2 separate regions of the Homo sapiens genome follow, and region 2 is linked to region 1. A link is a loop called in an ENCODE intact Hi-C map of the cell type or tissue named here. Cell type or tissue: mesothelial cell of epicardium. All regions are shown on one strand.

Region 1 (2,500 bases):
ACTGCTCTCTTAAGACCCAAACGTGCTTGCTTGCATGTGATTGCTTTCAATTCAGGCAGCTTGCTCTGGGTGGAGTTGGGGGAAATTGGTGAGGGAAAGGAAAATGGGGTTTGAATTGGCTGGAAGGAAGGAAGGTTAGTGAGGACAGGGAAAGGGTAGGGAAATTGTGATAGAAAAAGCAGAAGGTCAAAGCATGTCAGGGCTGGATGGAATCCTACAGGCAGCAGCCAGGGCTTTTATTCTCCTTCTTTGAGGCCCAGAGACGTGATGCCCAATTCATATAAGTGATTGGGACTGTTTGTTTTTTTGATTCCTTTCCTGTGCTGGATTCTAGGGGAGAATACAGCAGAGAAAAGATGCAGAAACAATAAAGGGAAAAAAAACCCTCATTTGAGTAGGTACCTGGCAGAAGACTTGAGTCAAAGTTGGAGCCTCTGTAACTTTCCTCTGCGGGTTGTCCAAAGAATTCCAAATCCAAGAGGAAAATTAACATGGCAGAGAGTCAGTATGGATTTCCCAAATGCCCAAATGGAGTTTGGAGTCTGAAATGACCTGGTTTGGCTGTCTACCTAGGAACTCTCCAGAAAACTTAAACTCCTCCCTTCAGTTTGTGTTATGTAGACCAAGCAAGCCACATGTGGCTTCATGAGACCGTCTACACTCTGTTTTAAAAAATAGTGGGGACAGCTCCCTTTTCTTTTGAACTGTTAGCCAAGAGTTTCATTGAGATAAAGCTGAGCAGCCCGGAACTGAAACAGAAACATGGAAGGCGTTGTCTGTGGTCTCTGTAAGAAGCTGCCCACAATACTGTTTTCCCAGACCCCATCCTCATTACTGAGAAGGAGCAACCTTGTTAATTTGAGGAGTTCTTTATGATTTAGGTCACATTGTTCCAGCAGGCTCTTTCTTCAAAGGAATGTCAAAAGCGATTAGTACAAAGAGGAATTTGGAGTCAGAACCAACAGGGGTAAAGCGAGGAGGGAAGTGGTGCCACTCCCAGGGTGTAGATGCTTCCTGAGTGTTGGCAATCGCCGAGGCTGCCGGTTACCCGGTCTCCTTGGGTAACTTGAGCCCTCCCCGCCCCACAGCTTGCTGACTGAGGCAGATGCAGGTCACACGGAGTTCACTGATGAAGTCTATCAGAACGAGAGCCGCTACCCCGGGGGCGACTGGAAGCCGGCCGAGGACACCTACACGGATGCGGTGAGTGGCCTGCTCCGGAGAGAAACTCTCACCTGTCACCTCTGATCGTGATCTGCGGGGAACCCAGCAGCCACCTGGCTTGGGCTTTAACCTCTCCTCCGCTCCATCTTATGTTCTGAAGAGTCTTCCACTTATAGCTTAAGCCACACAAGTGCCACAATAAGTATTTTCTTTAGAATAGAAATGAGGCCTATTTAACTCGATGTTGGAACATGGTATAGTTTGGATTGTGCAAATTTTTTAGGTAAATTTTTATTATTATCTAATTAGGGTTCTGTTGTTGTTTGAGGGTTTTTTGAGATAGGCTCTTTCTGTTTCCCAGGCTGGAACGCAGTGGTGCGATCATAGCTCACTCTAACCTCAAATTCCTGGGCTCAAGCAGTCCTCCTGCCTCAGCCTCCCCAGTAGCTGGGACTACAGGCACATGCCACCATGCTGGACTAATTTTTTATTTTTTTGTAGAGATGGGTTCTTATTATGTTGCCCATGCGGGTCTTGAACTCCTGGCTTCAAGCAATCCTCCAGCCTCAGCTTCCCAAAGTGCTGGGATTATAGGCATGAGACACCAAGCTCAGCCTAGTTTTTAATAGTATAACAAATGAAATGTTTCTGTCTTTAAAAAATCCAAGCAGCATTAAAGGAAATCAAAAGTAATTATTCTCCCCAATCCATATTCCACTCCCCAAAGATAACCATTGATGTCTGTTTTCTGTTCATAAACAAGGATATAACTTCCTTTTTCCCTGCCTAAATAGAATTGTGTTGCACACACAGTTTCATAGCTTGTATTTTTCACTTAACAATATATCTTGGACATTTTTTATGTCAATGCATATAGATCTATGAGCTTTTAAAAAATGGTTGCAGAATGTTTTATTATATGTACCTACTATAATTCATTTAATCCCCTCTTTCTGGGCATTTAGGTGCTTTTGGTTTTGAGTCGTTGGTTTTTATAAGCAATGTAACAGTGAACATCCTTAAACATACATTTTTGTATGTTTATGAACGTTTATCTGTAGGGAAGATCCTTGCATTTGGTTGGTCTAGGTTTAAATGCATATAAAATTTTGATAAAATTTTATAACCTTCAAAAAGGTTTTATAAATTCATATTTTCAACAAAATTACAAGAAGCCCATTTGCCTAAATATTCATCATCCCGCTTTATAATCTTTGCCACATGAATAAGTGGTATCCTGTTATTTCAATTTTCACTCTCTTAATTTAAAGTAAAGCTGAGTATTTTTTCATGTTTATGGGCCGCCTTTATTTCCTTTACTTAGGAACTTTCTTTT
Region 2 (2,500 bases), 480 kb after region 1:
TTTGAAATTCTGATTTGTAGGAACAGAAAGGAAATGCTGTTAAGCAGTACTCACTCTTTGAGCCTAGTTGGTTTATAGTTATATCTACCTAATTCATATATGAATGTGCTAGATTTATTGCCATTCTAAATTTTGAATCAATAAACAATTTTAACAAAAATAATTTTTCGTTCTTTCAGTCTCCCAAAATTTTATAATTTCTATTGTTAAGTCTAATCAAGTTCCTGTAAACAAACACACACATATTTATATGCTAGAACCAGCAAGAGCGAACATTAGAAAATTAGTAAACTTTCCATTCTCCCACATCCAATAAGAGTATACCTTAGTGCTCTATATATAGATAATGACACATCAATGTAAGAGAGTTCAGGACAAAGGTAAAATAAATAAATAAATAAAATAAAATTTGTTTAAAAGTAAAAAAGAGGGGGGGGTTAGCTCAGTCATCCCTTCCAAAAGCTTAACACAATAAAATGTCTAATTCTGGCAAAATTTAATGCAACTCAGACAGAAGTACAGATGCAAAATCATTTTTAAAAGAAGAGATGGCTGGGCACAGTGGCTCACGCCTGTAATCCCAGCACTTTGGGAGGCTTAGGTGGGTGGATCACAAGGTCAGGAGTTCCAGACCAGCCTGGCCAATATGGTGAAACGCTGTCTCTACTAAAAATACAAAAATTAGCCAGGCGTGGTGATGCACACCTGTATCCCAGCTACTTGGGAGGCTGAGGCAGGAGAATCACTTGAACCCGGAAAGCAGAGGTTGCAGTGAGCCAAGATTGCGCCACTGCACTCCAGCCTGGGCAACAGGGAAAGACTCCCATCTCAAAAAAAAAAAAAAGAGCTGACTTTAACCTTCATGTGAACAGAGAACAAATATGGCTTATGCCACACTAAAGATTTTACTTACATATTTTAATTTTAGCAACTCGGAATGTATAAAAATACTTTGTGTCTCAAAAATATAGCTAAAAAAATTTTAAGTATCAAACACATTTTCTATCTTCATTATATCAACCCTTGAAAACCAAAGTTTTCAAAGTTTAAATATGAGTTAACTCGCTGTAACTGATTATAAATTGGCTTTAGGGAATTTAAACAAAGTATCTTGCAGAGATACTTTCTTGAATTGTGTGTTTAGGGCTCCACCTAGTGGTAGTAAAATAAATACAAAAAGAAAGATAAGACATTAAAATGTTAAAATTGGTTCACTAGAAATTAATGCTTTTATCATCAAATCAAATGTCTTAACTGAGAAACTACGGCCACTTGAATTTTTTGGAAAGATGCTATATTCTGTAAATAAATGACTTAGTAATCAAATTCCACAGTATTTTTTTTAAGGAAAAGTTCCCTTTCTGATGAAAAACCAACATTCACGATGTATTATTGTGAAAAAAACTCATCACTTTTTATATATTTTTTGTTAAAAAGCATGTAATATCCTTACACTATTTTGGGTATCTTTTTAATTCACTGCAGTCTTCATTGTAAAGAATAAATCCATTACAACTGTGAAGAAAATAAAATGTATTTACTCTTTTTTACTAAAATAATGTCTACACTTTGAGGAAAATCTGATATAATCTCAAAGTATCTAATTCTAATGTCCCGAAATTACTTATATTTGCTAGAATAGTATTGTTTCTTTTCTAGACAAAATAAAAATGGCTTTTCTCTGTCCCAGAATGCTTTGTTCACTAACAGAATACATATACTGGTTGCATAACCATAAAAGAGCATGGTCAGGGGCTACATCTGCATAGTGTATAATTTGAGAAAGTACCTAGAGCAATTGCCATTAAAATGCTAGTCACTGGCTGACTTTCCCATGTATTTTACTAAATGTCAATCAACTGCTTTTAAGAAAAAACAAAAACTAGCAAGAAAATGGACTTCCAAATACTGGAAAACTAGAAGCAGAAATATTGTTCAGGAATCCCTGGGCATTGACACTGCTTGTGTCAACTGACACCTTTTGGTGTCAAAGCTTTCTACAAACCTTTATCAGAAAACAAAACTTTAGGCCAGGCACAGTGGCTCAAGCCTGTAATCCCAGCACTTTGGGAGGCCAAGGCAGGTGAATCACTTGAGGCCAGGAGTTTGAGACCAGCCTGGCCAACATGGTGAAACTCTGTTTCTACCAAAAATACAAAAAAATTAGCCAGTTGTGGTAGCACACACCTGTAGTCCCAGCTATTCGGGAGGCTGAGGCAAGAGAATCACTTAAACCCAGGAGGCAGAGGCTGCAGTGAGCCAAGATCGCACCACTGCACTCCAGCCTGGGCAACAGAGCAAGACTCCATCTCAAAAAGAAAAGAAAAGAAAAGAAAAGAACAAAAAGAAAACAAAACTTAACTCTTTTACCCCTGACAAAATACTATCAGTTACTTCTGACTTCCTTTAATGCTTTTTAATGTCATTTTATACCTTTTCAAACACTAACCTATTTTCTGCCAGTTTTTCAAATGATACATTAGCCTTAAGTTTGCATTTC

The links. Peaks named below come from ENCODE experiments on the same cell type or tissue, not always from the same donor. Only the 100,000 strongest peaks of a DNase experiment are listed, where the experiment ranks them.
Region 2: a loop joins it to region 1, with 24 times the contacts of the local background. A loop is called at or near these places in 35 of 110 quality-filtered maps.

Annotation. Positions count from the first base shown.
Region 1 is chr10:93,362,664-93,365,163 of GRCh38, reverse strand. It overlaps MYOF (myoferlin), which reads left to right. Exons shown (of 54, transcript NM_013451.4): 27 at 1,089-1,203. Among named protein-coding and RNA genes, the nearest start is that of MYOF, 120 kb to the left of the region's middle. In mesothelial cell of epicardium, no CTCF peak of the experiment used is centred here; a DNase peak (open chromatin) is centred at 1,122.
Region 2 is chr10:92,883,727-92,886,226 of GRCh38, reverse strand. The region is part of intron 1 of EXOC6 (exocyst complex component 6); the gene reads right to left. Among named protein-coding and RNA genes, the nearest start is that of EXOC6, 36 kb to the right of the region's middle. In mesothelial cell of epicardium, CTCF peaks have their summits at 954 and 1,156 (motif pointing left); no DNase peak of the experiment used is centred here.